Regions from separate parts of the Homo sapiens genome. Here region 1 is linked to region 2. Evidence: chromatin loops called from intact Hi-C (ENCODE). Cell type or tissue: IMR-90. All regions are shown on one strand. Links, peaks and the distances in the headings refer to the core of each region. The heading gives the core; the rest is flanking DNA. Region 1 overlaps LOC102723576 (a long non-coding RNA gene). Region 2 has its middle 4.9 kb from the start of ADH1B.

What was found. A loop is a pair of places that touch in the nucleus more often than their neighbours do. Peaks named below come from ENCODE experiments on the same cell type or tissue, not always from the same donor. Only the 100,000 strongest peaks of a DNase experiment are listed, where the experiment ranks them.
Region 1: it touches region 2 in a loop (2.3-fold over the local background); 13 of 110 quality-filtered maps call a loop at or near these places.

Annotation. Positions count from the first base shown.
Region 1 is chr4:99,379,662-99,388,570 of GRCh38, reverse strand. LOC102723576 (a long non-coding RNA gene) reads left to right here. Exons shown (of 5, transcript XR_939020.3): 4 at 4,951-5,079. Among named protein-coding and RNA genes, the nearest start is that of ADH1C, 31 kb to the right of the region's middle. In IMR-90, for the core only: no CTCF peak of the experiment used is centred there; a DNase peak (open chromatin) is centred at 4,430; H3K27ac peaks cover 2,462 bases.
Region 2 is chr4:99,321,860-99,330,768 of GRCh38, reverse strand. No RefSeq gene overlaps it. Among named protein-coding and RNA genes, the nearest start is that of ADH1B, 4.9 kb to the right of the region's middle. In IMR-90, for the core only: no CTCF peak of the experiment used is centred there; a DNase peak (open chromatin) is centred at 5,588; H3K27ac peaks cover 1,716 bases.

The DNA.
Region 1 (8,909 bases), core at 3,020-5,519, 59 kb before region 2:
ACCTACATTTTCTATATAGATCACTATCTCCCATAGAGACACTGCTCTCTGCTGAAGCCCAACAAGACTTGGCTCTTATTTTCACTAGCTTTATTTATTTCAACCTTCTGGCACAACCATATAATATTTTTGTATTTCCTTGTGGGAACATATGTGATTAATAGTTTTTATATTCTCTTATTCTTAAGCAAAGTATCCCAAGGGCTGGGCACCTGTTCTGACAAATATCAAACATCTACAGTAAGATAAGTGAACATATGATAAGCACACATTTATTTAAAATTCTCTCTTTGTTTAGAAAATCACACATATTTGCCTTTTATTTGTCCACACAAATTCACAAGAAATTTTTTCTTTGAATCCAAGTCAAGGCAGAAAAATATTGTGATTCTATGTCACCACAGACCCACATTATTTGCCCTCAGGAAGTAACACAAAGAATCAGACACTCTTCTCCTCCCTCATTTCTGGGAAGATCATCAGGTTGTCCCAGTGGAGGCTCATCTATAAGTACAAGTAAAACCCTTCTGCAGCCCTCTATTTAGTGAGTGGGCAATTCTAGCCTGAGCCTCAACTTTTCAGGTAATTGAAGATTTTAACCATCAAGGAGCAGCTGAACGCAGTGCAGCACTACCTGAGTAATAATTGGCTTCTAAACCAGTTTAAAGAAAAATGACAATGCCATAGGTACTTGAAGAATATTATTTACAAGCTAAGTAAATGAAAACTCAGTTGAATCAGTTTTGCCACCACGCATGTATATCTTGGACTGTCTTTTTCCACAAAACTGTCATAGGTTTTCTACTTCCTTAAGTTAAAGATCTAGGCTATAATTTTTCTTATTAAATAACTTAAGCTTTTTCCTGTTAGTACAGATGAGAGCATATTATAAACTTCAGTATATGACTTCCCAAAAAGTCCACAATTTCATTTTTAATTTATTCTGTAAAGCAATAGCTAATGAAAGTTTGTGTTTTTTTACTGGTTGGTTGGTTAATTTCTTTGTTTAAATCTGTATAATTAAATTTTAATCTAGTTTTCAGACTATATAACTTTACAATTTCTGCTCTTTGGAGTTAATAAGACTTTGTTTCCTAGGCCATCATGTATTTTGTAAGTCTTGTATAAACTTTCAAAAAAAGATATTCTTTGTATGTAGAATGTACAGCAATATAATTTTACCTCATTTAATATTATTATTCTAAATACTCTTCACATGTCAAGTATATTAGTGGTCCACAAGCTTTTTGGCACTCGGGGCTGGTTTTGTGGAAGACAATTTTTCTATGAACTGGGGTTGGAGGATAGTTTCGGGATAATTCATGCACATTGCATTTATTGTGCACTTTTTTCCTATTATTATTACATTGTAATATATAATGAAATAATTCTACAATTCACCGTAATGTAGAATGAGTGGGAGCCCTAAGCTTGATTTCCTGCAACTAGACAGTCCCATCTAGGGGTGATGGGAGACAGTGACAGATAATCAGGTATTCAACTGTCATAAGGAGTGCACATCCTGGATCTCTTGCATGTGCAGTCCACAATAGAGTTCTCACTCCTATGAGAATCTAATGCTCTGCTGATCTGTCAGAAAGCAGAACTCAAGCAGTAAAGCAAGCGCTAGGGAGCGGCTGTAAAAACTGATAACATTTTGTTAGCTCGCTCATCACTCACCTCCTGCTGTGTGGTCTGGTTCCTTAATAGTCCATGGACTGTTACTGATTGGTGGCCCTTGGGTAGGGGCCCCTGAAGTATACGACTGATTATGAATGAATAATGTGCACATGAATTACCTGGGGATCTTGTTAGAATGTAGATTGTGCTTCAGTAGGCACAGTGGGCCATGAGGTTCAACATCTCTAATAAACACCCCAGTGATGCCCACGTTGCTGGTCTGTGGACCTCACTTTGAGTAGCAAGGGCTTAAGCCACTCTTAGTTAGTATTCTGTAACTTGGAACCCAGGTATCACTATGGATGATGCCCCGACCTTTATGCATTCCTCTCCCTTAGATTAGATTGGCACTTCCAAGTTCCTTGAAGTGATGACTTCTCATTTTCTCTATGATTCTAACTTTTAAGATATTATATTATCTAATGCTAAGGTATTCCTTGACTATGCAATTTTCCTTCTGGCCATAAAAAATTATCCTCTCTGTCAGGTCTCAGGCTTCTTTGATGTTTATTAAGCCATCCTGATTTTTTGTGTTTAAATTTGCCCAATATATATGCTTAAAGACTAATGGGTACTCAAAATATTAATTAAATGAAAAACTACTACCATCTATTTTTTATATCTTTGATTTTTATTATTTTGGTTCAAGAAGTATCTTTTTGTTTTGTTGTCCTGTTCTAGGGTCTCTTGATAAGTATCTAGAAGTTGTCCAGATTGCTGATTTGACGTCAAGAGTGTCAATTCTGGTCTTTACTATTTCCATTTTGAGTTTTTATTTGTTGGCTTGTTTGCTTGCTTGTTTTTACTATTATATTCCTAGTTTATTGTGTAAGTTGTTCATTCACTGGGATTCCACTTGGAGCTCAGCCTTTACTTTAGCCGTAATGGGTCAAAGCATCCATTTCATAGAGGCTATTCTATTCATACACCTGGAGAAGACCAATGAACCAATTGCTTTCTAAAATTATGATTTGTTTCTTATAAAAAGTTATGTTCTTTTATGTTTTCGGGTGTTGTCTTCCCCCCCTTATATTGCAGTATTGTTTTATAGGCCCCATTTTAGTTTCTTCTTGTTTCCTTTTTCTTATATAAAATTGTTTCTGATACTGCATTTGTCAAAAGATAGGGTGAGTGGAACAGCCTTAAGCTTCCATTCTGTCTACTTGGGAGCTTGTTTGGTAGCTAAAGCTAAATTCTATTTTCATGCACAGCACCTAGCCATGCAATATGCAGTTCTTAATTAAGCAACATAACACATGGGACTAGACCTCCTCATTAACTGTTCCCACAGGCTAACTCCATCCACACTTGCAATACGTTTCCTTTGTTCACACTAAGCATACCAGGATGCCCTGTGCTTTCTCCAGACCGCTTTTATACAATATGTTGCATTCATAAAGAAGCCTGGATAGAGAAAGAGCAGTAGTAATGGTGCAGGATGTGTCTAGGAGAAGTAGGATAATTCCAATGGGCAAAGACAATTCTACATGGTCTGTTCAGGAATGATAACATTTCCTGATGGTCAGTAGAGCTCTTTAATCTGAAAAAGGCATAGAGAGGAGAGATAACAAAGTATTTTCATATTTCCTTTGGCATATGGTTCAAAAGCTAGAGTATGTGGTATGCCTCAAAAACTGTGCTTCTCAATACAGATGAAAAATCTATTCTGACTATGGCCTTTGAATTTATATTGTGGATACTAGCTTTTGTAGTAATTGTTGGCTTCATTGGGTGGAGGCACAGGAGGCATGATTATTCATCTATCATGTTAACCCAGTAATTTAATCCAAATACGCAATAACCTAGAGAATTAAGGAACCTGTGATCAGACCCCCATATTAGCAAGGGATATAAGAAAATACAGAATTCCCATTCTAGATATTTCACCAACTACATGTGACCTGAAAAAATTGCATAATCTCAGAGGGCCCTTAATTTTATCATGTGTGAAATAATTTAGACTAAATAATACCATCTAGCTGTAATTTTTTGTTTAAAAAATCCTCAAAGTACAATGGAAATGTTTTTATTTTTCCTACAGAGATTTAAAGTCCAAAAAGTCTTATAAAGCACAGGTTCTCATTTTCAAAAGACATAATGCTTAGAATTCATTATATTTTTTACAGAATATCATGTAATATTGATGTTACATTTAGAGTAACTAATTATGTAATTCTGAGATTATAGAATAAACATATGGAAGCAGATGTTTAAGTTTATGATAGAGAAAAAAATTATATTATTTTACTTCTGCTTCCTACTATTTTCTTGTTCTACATATTCTTTTTAATTATCTTTTTAGTTCTAGAAGACTTTTACAAATTGGCCTTACAATTAACTTTACTGAACTTTTCAGATTCTTGAGAATATTATTTGACATGAGGTGTCCAAACAGATATTAAACTTAGCTTGTATAACTTTGTCAACAAGCTATTAAATTGCTATTAAACTTCCTTGTTTAATTATTCTAATCATAACAATTCAGAAGAAAACAGGCAACTCTGACCCCATGGCTTATGCACCTGGCTTGGTCCTTTGGGTCTTTCCAATTACTGTGTGGTGTTCGAGGTAGATTTTAATCCCATAAGATTAAGAATAAACATTTCTTTCTTTATTTTCCTTTTAAAGGCAGAAGTTTTGAAATAAAGTTGAAATGTGTGGTGTCATTCTACCTGGAACATGTCCACATAGAACGAAAAGCATTTTTTTTCCTTTTCTTTTGGCTGCAGTGCAAACATGGTGCACATGCACAGGAAGCGTGACTGCGTGTTTTTACTAATGCATAACACATGTCTGGGAGTGCTTGACTCCTAAAAAACCATGAGTTTTTCACTTACTTTGCACGTGGTACCCTGAAGTTATAAGAGTGCTACAAATTATTCAGTAAACATGTAACAAAGTTCAGAAAGAGTGATGGTAGAAATGGGTGTCCAGAAAGAGAGTAAACAGATGTTTTCATTCAACAACCATGACCTTCAGCTTTGGCAATAAAAGTAAATATAAATGACATTGGAATTTTCCACCCAGATCCAAGGCTAGCCTTCTGGTTTAAACTTCTTTATATCTCTATGACATTATCTCCTTCTAAGACCTTCTTCTCAATTGACCCGAAACATTCATATGATTGGTGGCCAGAGAAATATCGATCAAGATTATTGCTATTTACTCCCCGATGTTTAAAATAGGACTTTGAAGCAAGACAATAAGCTTAAAAGCCAAGCTGTTTAGGGTAGAGAATTTTCTAAATTCCTTTTCTTTTTTTTCTTAAAGGCTGAAGAAGACTCAGATTTCTGACACAATGGTAACACCTATCCCTTCTGCCTGTGACTGCCAGGGCTTGCTGTATGATGATAAGAAGAGAATGTGACACAGAGGAAGGGGAAAAAGTCCATCCCTCTGGTAGTAGGGGGTTGTGGAATGGGAGGGAAAAAGGGAGAAGGAGAAGTAGAAAATACTCATATCTAAATGTCTTCATGTCTTCTGCTTGACTTTAGCCAGGAATGAGTGTTAGGAAAGAGGGGATGCTCTAGAAGAGGAAGCTATGGAGTCTTATTTGGGTCTATGTAAATAGCCCAACCACAGGCCCTTCTGCCCAATCTAGGGCAGACCCATACCAGAGTTTAACGTGGCAACAAAGTGTGGTTAGACAGAAGTTAGGCATGGAGTTTAGCTTTTCAAGGCAGCTTTCCATCACTACAAGGCCAAGGCAGAAATTAAATATCTCATTTCCTTTTTGCAGGGTAGAGCAAGCAGGGCAAAGGGGAATGACTGAGCAATCAGGTGACTTGAGAGCCAAATAACATTCCCATTCACAGGGTCTGAATTGGTGAAATGTATCAAGATCTTCAGCTTGAGATGGACCATCAGAGCAGGAGGCCAGAAGAGAGACATGGGGTTTGTTGTGATAACTAGAGCTAAAGTGAGCTAAGTGATCAGTAGAGCAACACTGGGCTCTGGCCAACCAAAATAAACCAGACCATGAGCTCCACCAGATAAGGCCCTCTGCTACAAGTACAGTAGGTGAGCAGCACCCAGGCAGAGAGAGGCATTGTCAGGAAGACTGAAGGAAAGAGGAGCATCACAAGTGATGAGGAGCTGATCTTCACCTAGGCAAGGAGGTGGGAAAGTCTTCCTTCCCCCAGATGCCCTGGGAGAGAATTGGGGAACAGGAAGACTCTGGGAAACTGAGCATTTCTTTTTATCAAAAGATAAAGAGCACAAGGATTATTTACATCATTGTAATAACCTACATTTTTTAGGCATAATTTTAGAAACATATCTTGGCTGCATATATGTGAGATTGCTTACATTTTTAAACATTACAATTGCTTATTAAATAAAAGAAGGACCCAAATAAGAAAGAAGAGAAAAAATAAGCAAGATGCTTAAAATGACTTATCTCCTTCAACAGTAGAGTTCTCCAGCAAGAGAAATACTAAAACCTAAGCTGTTGCTTTAGCACTAAGATTAAGGTTCCTTCCCAAGTGTTAGTCCCAGTAAAGAAGGGTATGAGAAAAAATTGTGAAGTGCATGCAATTTGTTGTTACTTCTTTCATGATTCAACATTCTACTAAGCTACCTGATTTACCCTGGTTTTGTTGTTGTTATTGTTGTTTTTAGCCATTACAAATACTTTGCTCTCAGGGAAGACTCAGATATTAATTATAAATCTCAGGGTGAGTTTATTAATGCTAAATGATGAACAGTGTTATATTGAAAGATATTTCAAAAACAACCAAATCTAGTTTCCATAGCAACTATTTTGTATATGGAAGAGACACAGAAATTAAAGAAAAAAGACCTACCACTTACTGTGTGACCTTGACCTCTTTGATAATGTTTCTTCATTTGTGAAATAATGAAAAACTAATCATTACTCTACCAACTCTCTTCCTTTTTATGAAGATTGAAACCACATTAGTGAAAGTGCTTTGTGGTCTTTGAAGAATATAGTTATAATTGTTATGTCAAAGACCAAAAGAGATATTCAGGACTCAAGGCAGGCCTTCAGGGTTTCCCTGAGATAGCACTGTGGGCATTGTTTCATGATCTTTTACTATATGAGAAGTAGAGAAAGGAAGAGAGTTCTAAATGTTCATATACTGTGGTCATAAAATGCTTAAATTACTCCCTCCTAATCCACTTCTAAGATAAATATTGGTGAGGAGCCAGGATAGGCACTTTTTTTGTTATTTACAATCGTGGGGAAGGAGTTGAGTTGAAATCAAAGCCTTTAGTAATTTAATATAATGGTGTATAGGATCTGAGTGCCCTACTGCCTCCTAGCAATAAAAAGTTTGACTTCTAGAGTCAAGAACTTCTGTTTTTGCTAGTCTCCCCAAAATTGTCACTCTGTGAATATACACATTTTCTGTTCACAGTAGTAGGGATGTGGATTTTTTGCTTATCATGCTAGTTACTCCCTTGAAAAACTGAGTGGTATTTATATGATTGATAAGCTTATATACCACATAAAACCCATGCTCCAGCTTGAACAGTTATGGATGGGTAATGATATGTCTTGGTTTGCTGAAAATATAATTACAAAGTAATTATTAATGACTTACCTTTCAGTCTCAAAAATGTTCCAGTTCCAACAATTAATTATATAATCATTTTACTTATACCTATATGCGAACCAGAATTGGGACACATGGGCACCCTCGATAAAACCCAGATTTAATCAACTGCAAAAATCTTCCTCAGAAAAAGAAAAATTCAAAGTTTCAAGAACTAGAACTTCATGTTAATTTTTAACGAATAGCTCTGACGTTGGTGACCTATTTCAGAAATATTGTAGCAATTTAAAAGAGTAATACAGAATAACAACTTTTGCTACTTTGTGGATCATACAAGCTAGTATAAGATTAGAAAGAGAAAAGATCAGTGTAATTGATTTGATAGAATCATAAAAATTACTCTTAGCAGAATTAGGGTGAATGAAGTCTATCTTCGATAACTAGATAATATTTAAATAGTAATCATTTCAGACATTTTGAGTGTCATTTTGTAAAACTGGGTCCATCTTGATGAAGGTTCCAAGTCATTTGAAAAGAATATATATCATTTCATCATTGAATATAATCTTCAGTTAACGTCAATTAGCTCAAGTTGGTTGGTAATGTTGTATTATTCAGGTCTAGTATATCCTCATTAATTTTCTTTCTACTTCTTCTATCAAGTACCGACAGAAGATATGAGAGTGTTGAATTCACTCTCATGGTATGAGACATGAGAGTGTTGAATTCATTCTCACGGTGTTGAATTCATTTGATAGAATTCAGTACTTCTATCAAGTACTGATATGAGAGTGTTCAATGAACTCTATCACCCTGCAGTGATATAGAACAATATAACTTATTCCGCCTATCTAGCTGTAATTTTGTATCCATTAATCAACCTCTCCCTATATCCCATTTTCCCCAACCCTTACCAGCCTCTAGTGAGCATTCTACTCTCCATTTTTATGAGATCAACTTATTTAGCTTCCAAAAATGAGTGAGAATATGCGATATTTATCATTTTGTATCTGGCTTATTTCACTTCATATAATATTCTTCAAACTCCTCCATGATGCCACAAATGACAGGACTCTTTTTTTAGCTTAGAGTCTATTTTATCTGATGTAAGTTTAGCTACTGATCACTTTTGGTTTTCCATTGCATGGAATATCTTTTTCCACCCCTTAACTTTAAATCTATGTGTGTTTTTAAAGGTGAAGTGAGTTTTTTATAGGAAGCATATAGTTGGGTGTTGTTTTTTTAATCCATTCATTTCAAAAAATCCATCCTTTTTTTAATCCAAATGGTTTTTTAAGCCATTTTATATCTTTTAATTGGGGAATTTAACCCATTTATATTCAAGGTTACTATTGATAGCTGAGGTCTTACTCCTCTCAATTTGTTAATTGCTTTCTTATTGTTTTGTGAATCCTTTCTTTCTTCCTCTAGTATTGTATATCCTTTTGGTTGGATGTATTTCTGTAGTGGTAAGTTAGATACCTTTCTTCTGCTCATTAGTGTATCCATTCTACCAGTGAGTTTTATATTCTCATCTGTGTTCTTATCCTTTCACTTCCAGATGTGGGATTCCCTGAAGTATTTCTTGTAAGATCTGTCTAGTGGTGATACATTTCCTGTTTTTGCTTGTCCAGGAAATACTTTATTTAGCCTTCATTTTTAAAGAATAGCTTTTCTGGGGGTAGTATTCTTGGCCAGCAAAGGTTTTTT
Region 2 (8,909 bases), core at 4,612-7,111:
TACAAAAATTGTTGGCTAAACCCTCCACTTAAAACTCCTTATGTGAATATCAGAAGCAGAAATAAAAGCAATTTTATCATTTAGCCAGTATATAGAATTTTTAAAATTATGTTATACTATGTTTCAATTCTTACATCATAATCTTTCATAAATTATGCTAAATCTTGTCTCTATTCTATAATTTTTTTCTATTTGAAGCTGAATTTTTTATTTTTAAACACTTTTAGTAAGTTACATTATCTTGTCAGTTTCTCCCATGCCTTCCTACAAGTGAAAATCTTATCCCAAGTGACACTGGCATCTCTACTCACCAGTCTTTTTTATATCATGAAAAAGTTTGTCCAAATTCTCTCCTCTTTCTGAAGGCTTTCCTGGAAGAGATCCCTTTCTAAACATCTCCCTTAATTACACATAAAAGTTTACTCTAAAGTTTTTGAAAACGTGCTTGAAAAAATAACCAGAGTTGAAAGTGATTAATTATATAAAACATTTATTCACGTGTATATTAGTTTTCTATTTCTGAGTAACAAATTACCACACAATTATTGGCTTGAATGAACACCATTTATTATCTCATGGTTTCTGCAAGTCAAAAATCTGGAAACAGCTTAACTAGTTGCTCCAATTGCAGTCTCAATGGTATAGGCTGGCCTGTGTTCCTTTTTGGAGCTTGAGGCCCTCTTTCTGGCTCACATTGCTGGTCCCAGAATTCAGTTCCTAGTGGCTGTGGGACTGAGGCTTCCAGTTTCTTGCTGGCTGTTGACCAGGGAACAATCTCAGCATGGTTCCCTCCGCACATCCTCTCATGCTCCCAAACTCCTGACTCCAAAACCCCTCAAGTCTAACACAACAGAGTCTCCTATAATGTCAGATGATCACACACCTGACTATTCCATCAGCACTTGCTCTGTAACACAACCTAATCCATGGAGTGGCTGTCCCATCATATTCAAAGGTTCCATCCCCAAGCCATGTAAGCATAAGGGATCATACAAGGCATGTACACCAGGGAGCTGGAATCTTGGGAGTCAGCTTAGAATTCCGTCTATCATCATGTTCAATAAGCTTGGGCTGCTATACCAAACATAACAGACTGGGTGGCTTAAACAACAGACATTTATTTCTCACAGTTATGGAGGCTGGGGAGTACAAGACCAAGGGGCCAACAGAACTGGTGCCTGGTGAAGGGCAACTTCCTGGCCTGTAGACAGCCACCTTCCCTCTGTATCCTCACATGACTGAATGAATTATCACCTTGTGTCTCTTCCTATAATGGCACTAACCCCATTCAAGAGAGTGAAATCATCTCCCAAAAGCCCCACCTCCAAATACAATCACACTGGGGATTAGACTTCAACACGTGAATTTTGGTGGAACACGAAACTTCAGTCCATAGCACACAACATGGCAATAGAATTCATGAGGATGCTCTCGATGTCAAGTTCCTATAAATTATTAAAGAATGTGATTGACATTCTTTAAAAAGTTATTAAAGAAATTTGATTGGCCTGCTTCTATTTAAGACTTTCAAGAATATTATGTAAAGGAATTTGTACTATAGGGCAGATAGTTTACATAGTTAAGGGATTGTATTTATATATAAATATGTATTCCAGCGTAGAAATTATTGGCTAGGTCTGTAATCAAGTATTCCACAGAAGTGACTTTATAAGTGCTGAAACAGGATGATAGACACAAGGCTGAAGAGGATGGGGAGAAAATGCGTATGGTTGTGAGAATATATTGCTTTGATTCTTTGACTTCTCATGATATATAAAAACAAAGTGGGAAGTTGACTCCAATAATTTCATAAAAGTATTTCAAATCAAATTCTGAGCATGGATAAAATTTTCAAATTTTGGTATAAACAAATAAACTATGAAAGAAAATAATAGACAAGAAAAAATATTTTCAACATATATGATTGACAAAAAATGATATCTCTAGTATCCAAGTGCTTTTTTATTTAAAAATAGATAATAGGAAAATGGACAATGATGGAAATTCACAGAAGAGGAAATTAAAATGTCCAGCAGCCATACTAAATGGCACTGGGCCTTGGAAGTGGTCAAAAAATACAAAATGAAGCAAAATGAGATATTACTGCTTATCTATTAGCTTACACTGTTGGTAGAAATGTGCATTGTCTTAGGTTTCTGACAAGCAATTTGTGATATTTATTAAAATTTCCAACATGCACGCCCCAAGCAATATCACACTTGGGAATCAACTCCATAAAAATAAAAGTATATTTGTGTAAGAATATAGAGACAAGGCTACTTACTGCAGCCTTATTTGTAGAAGAAAAAAGAATTTTAAACTTACTGATTGGCAAAATAAGGAATGATAACTCCCTATTTTGAATGGTAAGTGAATCTTTTAAAAACTAGGGAGTCGGATGTCAGGCACACCTGTGATTCCAGCATTCTAGGAGGCTGTGGCAGGGAGATCCCTTGAGCTCAGGAGTTAAAGACCAGCATGGGCAACATGGCAAAGCCCTGTCTGTTGGGAACAGGCCCCCAAAATCTGGCCATAAACTGGCCCCAAAACTGGCCATAAACAAAATCTCTGCAGCACTGTGACATGTTCATGATGGCCATGATGCCCATGCTGGAAGGCTGTGGGTTTACTGGAATGAGGGCAAGGAACACCTGGCCCATCCAGGGCAGCAAACCGCTTAAAGGCTTTCTTAAACCACAAACAATAGCATGAGCAATCTGTGCCTTAAGGACATGCTCCTGCTGCAGATAACTAGCCAAACCCATCTCTTTATTTCAGCTCATCCCCTTGTTTCCCATAAGGAATACTTTTAGTTAATCTATAATCTATCAAAACAATGCCTATCACTGGCTTGCTGTTAATAAATACATGGGTAAATCTCTGTTTGAGGCTGTCAGCTCTGGAGGCTGTGAGACCCCTGATTTCCCACTCCACACCTCTATATTTCTGTGTGTGTGTCTTTAATTCCTCTAACGCTCAGGCCCGCTCGGTTAGGGTCTCCCTGACCAAGCTGGTCTCGGCACCTGTCTCTACAGAAAAACACAAAAATTAGCCAGGCATAGTGGTATGCAACTGTAGTCCCAGCTATTTGGGAGGCTGAGGTGAGACAATCACTGCAGCCTGGAAGGCAGAGGCAGAGCCATGATCGTGCCGCTGCACTCCAGCTTGGGCAACAGAGCAAGTCCTCATGTCAAAAAAAATTATATCTTAAAATCCGGAGGGATTAATATAATGCATCACTAAGTATAAAAAGCAAGTTACACAGTAATGTGTACTATATGATCCAATTTTTGTGAAAGACAAAACAAATTAAAATTTGTAATTATATATAGGTTTGTATGAGCATAGAGAAAGATATAGAAATATACAGAACAGGCTGTTCATCTCAGAAACAAGGATCTGAAAAGAGTTGAAGAACTAAAGTTAACTTTTTAACCATAACTGTTTGGTTTTACTAGTTAGGATGAGATTTATAATTTTATTACTTTTTTAACTTATAAAGAAACTATAAAGAAAGACTCCAGCTGCCAACATGTACATGTAATTGTAAAATAAAGGTATTGTAATTGTAATTTTTATTATTTAAAAAAAGTCTGACCAAATAATTGTCAAAATAATATAAACTGTCTCGGTCACCTCTAAAGCCTTAAGAAGATGTTATGCATTATGGAGTAATAGAGTCATAGAAATGTTTTCTTACTGGATCATTCAGGAATCTAAGATTATCAATGGCAGACATTTAAGTCTGGATATAAGAAAATTCTCGCAGGCCTAAATAGAAAACTTTTAGAACTATTAAAGATGAGATTATTATAAGGTCCAATAGATTTTTGGCTATAGTCTTGCAAGATTAATGCGAACAAGCTTTTGGAATTACCTGGGTAGTCCTGGGTTTTGCCTTTTTTCTCCCAAGTGGCTTATATTTGAATTTTCAATTGCCCTCTTGGGCCCCAGAGTGCTGGCAGCTGGGCATGTGTCTTCTACATGGAAACTTCCAAAATCATCCTTTGAAAAATCTGACCAGCCCAAGAGAAAATACCTACTCTTACTGACATTATATCCCCCAGCAATTAATCCCGCCAGATAGTTCTGTAGCAAATCTCACATGACACAGATGCCACCCTTGTATTCAGAGCTTCCCAATAGCTCATTAGTGCCCCATCCTGCAACAGAAGACAACCGAGATCATCAGAAATGTGGAGTGATTCTAGCTTTGTAATAGGAAAGATAGAAACAGGCAAAGAAAAAAGAAGTTGGAAGAAATAATCCATGAAATAAAAAAATTCAAAATTTTTTTAAAAGCTGTTATTAATATTTGTAAAAAGATATTACATACATGAAAAAAGAATATGTTGCCATAAAAAACTCTTGAGAATTAAAACTCATCACAGCACAGTAGAAATCCAATAGAAAGAAAAGATCTCAATAAATTCACCCCTTGGTGTAACTTTTTCTCCAGAAGATTACTAATGAAGTGCCCCAAAACTGATAAATTAATTCAAAGAAAGATGTGGTATCTGAGAAGCTGATGCTCTCACCCTGAGAAGAGGGAAGGGATTCCCCAGGATGAGGGTGAGGAGGCTCCAGGATGGCAGGTGTGGCCTGATGCAAAGCACCTCCTGCCCACATGGAAGTAAGTCAAAGACTCCAGGGAGATACACAGCTGGGAATAAAATTTTCAGGGACTATGTCATCATCTCATATCTCAAGCAATTTAAATGGAAATAAAATTGACATGTTCTGGGAAAATATGCTAAAAAATTCAAAAGTGGCTTTAAGGCTGACGAAGACATACAAAATACATATTTTGTATGTATTATACCATTTTGTATAAAATGGTAATAACAGTAGAATCTGCCTAATAGTATTATTGTGAGGATTACATGATCTGTTAATTGTAAAGCATTTAGAACAGTAAGTGGCACATACTTACAGTGACAAGGATATTAGCTATTTTATTGATATTTAGGTTATTAAACTCGAGTTAGGCTTCCTGGGATCCTGGCTCCACCACTAGATGTGTTACATTGGGAAATTTATACAATCTCTCTAAACCTCAGTGTCTTCATCTGTAAAATGTGCATGGCAATGGTATCTACCTGATAAGTTAATGCTAAACATTGCTATAAGTAAGGCAATGTGTGCACAGAGATTAGCAAAGTCAGCACTCCATGGATGTTACATACTGATACTAATCAGTTGTAATTTTTACAACAAAATATATTTTTAATTTTCAAAAGGAAAAAATTCTCCACCATTAAAGAACTCTTTAGCTTTTAGATATTTTTATATTGTGACAACCATACCATTTGTATTACTTTGTATTGTTTTAATAAACACTTGGTATTCCCACATCATCTCAGTAAATGTACTTTTAAGCATATGCCAAGCACATCATCAGAATAACTTAAAATGCATCAATAACTCATTTAAAATACATCAGTAAATCATTCGTGGAGCATTCAGATCGTTTGCAGTTTGGCTATCACAGAGAAGGCTGGATGGAACATCTCTGTTTTTGGATTGGGCTTCTTAGATTATTTCCCAACTGCCTTCACAGGAGGAATGTAAACAAACATTTTGTTCTCTCACACACGCTCTTCATGGAAGAATTCCAGGCTCCACAGCCACAGCCAGTCCAGCAAGCATTTCAGTTCCCTCAACATCTTTGGCTTCAGTACCAAAATCAAAATGAAATGCTAATTGAGTAAGAATTCATGGTTTTGAATGTGGGTATTTTCAAAAATTCCTCTAGGAACTTAAAATTTACTCTACTTATTGTAATATTCTATAGATTATTTATGTAACTATTCCATTCTCAAGTTCTATTTATTGCTACTAAAGTCCCTCTCCCACTCTTCATTTTGCATCTCATCCCCAAAAATGCTTTAAAGTCTGTTATTTATGCACATACTTGAAATGTTACAATTTTTTTCTAGCAATCATCTTTACAATAATATTAATCTTACCATTTTGCCAAATGATTTAACCCCAAAAATGAAGAATTTGTACTGAAGGTACTTTCTGCCAGTTACAATATTATTTCTTAGATCCAGGTAAATTATTGGCCCATGGGGAAAAGGAGACAGTTGGATCTCTTACAGAGATGCTAGTCTGTCCTTCTCGAGGCTTTGGAGTCACATCTCTGCACTACTCATCATTACATGCATAATTATATTAGAGATGCCAGTCCTTGCCTTCCACTAACCTTCCAAGAGAGCTTGTGGTAATTTGTTACATCAGCAATAGAAAATTAACACACCCTTCTTGCAAACATGGCCATCTACAGGCTGTGGGTAGACACATCTCCCTCTTTGACCACAACCTGGAAAAGCTCTCCAATTTTAAGAAGCCATAAGATTAGATTAGGTTCACCTGGATAATCCAAGCTAGTCTTCCCATCTCAAGACCTTTAACGGAATCACACCTACAAAATTCGTTTTTTTCCATGTAAAGCAATATATTCCTAGATTCCAGGGATTAGGAGTGGACCTCTTTGAGGGCCATTATTCTGCCTAGCACACCGGGGATCGCTGACCCAAACTGAAGCAAGCATATCATCTCTCTGGATAAGCTGCATTTATAATATAGTAGTTGGTGGAAATGTAATATAGAATCGGGCTGGCTTACAGAGACACACACAGAGAGAGAAACAGAGGAAAGTGATGCCCTGTGACCCCTAGAGAGTGACAGGGTTACCTTTGGACATTCCAGATGTTGCTACAGGCCTGCCATGGCCCTCTGATACTAGAACACTGACACTCAATCATGTGACAACTGCTCTTCCCCTCCATTTAAACTTTTAGAAGGTGGGGCAAAGAGTAAGCACAGAGTAGTTGCCAGATGGTATTAAGAAAGATCTCTTGACTCTATGAAGTTTGTGCCAAAGTTCTTTTGGCAGTTCATGGAGCCATGTGTTCACAAAGTGATGCAAGCTCATAAGTGGATATCACATTTCCAAATTCATTAGGGCCTTGAAAACAAGGTGGTAGTGGCTATAATTCCCTGAAATGCTATGTCTACAGGTGTGAGAGAGGATTAAACAGAAAAATGTATAAAAGGGGGTATTAGGGGAGAAAAATGTTTTCAAGATTCTTTGTCCATATGCTGACTGCATCTATACCTCTCAACTGCAACTCATCTTTCTTAATAAATCTTAATAAAATATCTTTCTTTCAAGGCTTCCTCATTCTCAAATTAGATGTCATTCATTTAATTTAGTCAACAAATATCTGAGCACTCACCCTGTGCCACTCATTGAGTTAAGAGCTGAGAATTCACAATGAAAAGACGGAGTAGGGTCTTCCTCTTTTGATTCCACGTTGAACTTTCTCCTGGCACTCACCACTTCCTGCTTCACAGGAGGGTTCTCTGTCTTCTCTACCTGACCACAGCCAATCCCACTGCTAATCTGTAATCCCTTAAAGAGGAGACACCAGATCTTCTGGATTATGGGACTGCTCATAGAACAGTGCGTGTCCTAACATAAAGGAGCACAAGAATTCAACAATCTTTCATTAAACACCTATTGTACACATGAAACTAGGTACAGTTGAAGATTTAAATGAAATTCAAGAACATCTCTGACCAGAAATTTCCAGTAGAACTTAGGAGACTGATCTCTACACTAAATATAAAGGCCACAAAAGAGAATGGGCCCTAAAACCACAGGAGGGATGCTAGTATGACAGGGATGGAAAGAAGTGAAGCATGACTGTGAGATGGCGTTAACATATCTCCACAAGGGCGACCTTGTCCTAGATCTCAAAGTTTGGGGAGGATTTGAATGGGCCAGAGGGACAGAAAAGAAGAGAAAAAGCATGATGAGCAAGAGCTTGAATGAGGAATGGATTCCTCTTTGGAGGACCACAGAGATACATGCTTCTAAAGAGCATAGGCCCTGTATTGGAGAATGGTGAGGAATAGTTGGATGAGAAGGCTAAAGCCAGGTTATCTGGGGCTATCTTCTTTCCGTCATACCTTTCCAAACTAGAAGCAACTAAAATCATAGGACCTCCTTTGCTTTCTATTGGGTGAATGTTTCTCAGTCTTGGTGTGAGTCTCAGTGCCTACATAATTAAAGCTTACTGAAATGTTCCCTTGGCAATTTTAGAGAAATATGTCCTCTATGCTAACATGTTCATATTGACAGACTATATCTAATTAAATAGTTGCCTGTATAGTTTTATGACGCCTCCAAGTGTGGATAAAAGAAAAATCAAACTCCTATGCTTGGAAAGCCATGAGGATACTAGCTACATTGATCAAAGGGTAATGGAAATGATCCAGTGAGGATTTTGCTCCATTTCTCACAATTATTTAAAATCTGCCACAAATGCCTGTTCCTCTACAATGCCTCCCCTGAGTCCTTCATTCTGAATAGCAACTCTGTCTCTGTTCCCAAAGCATTAACTGACCCCTGTGATAGGGCACTTCCCAGCCAGGCTGATATGTAGACTTGGTTTCCTGCGTGTCTTTTCACTATAAACTGTGAGCTTTCTTTCATGAATAATAATTGTAGCTAACATTTAGGAGGGTGCTCCTATCTGCAAAACTCCATGATGAGTGCTTTACAAGGATTATTTCATTTATTCACAAACAGTCCTTTAAAATGACGCCATTATTCATCTTCATCTCACAGATAAGGAAATTAAGGCAAAAAAAATTCAGTGAAATAATAAGTCCAAGTACACAGAACAAGTAAGGAACTGGGTTGGCCTGGTCCCACAAGCCATGCCATCACCGCTGCCCCATACTGCCTCTTGGCACAGGCAGAGGTCATGTCTTATTCATCACTGCTACTCCACTGGACCCAGCTTAGTGCCTGACACAGGGAGGTGTTCAGTCCATACATACTAGTTTTGAGTGGAGCAGAATTGCCAGGCACAGTGATCCCCTTTGCTGTGACT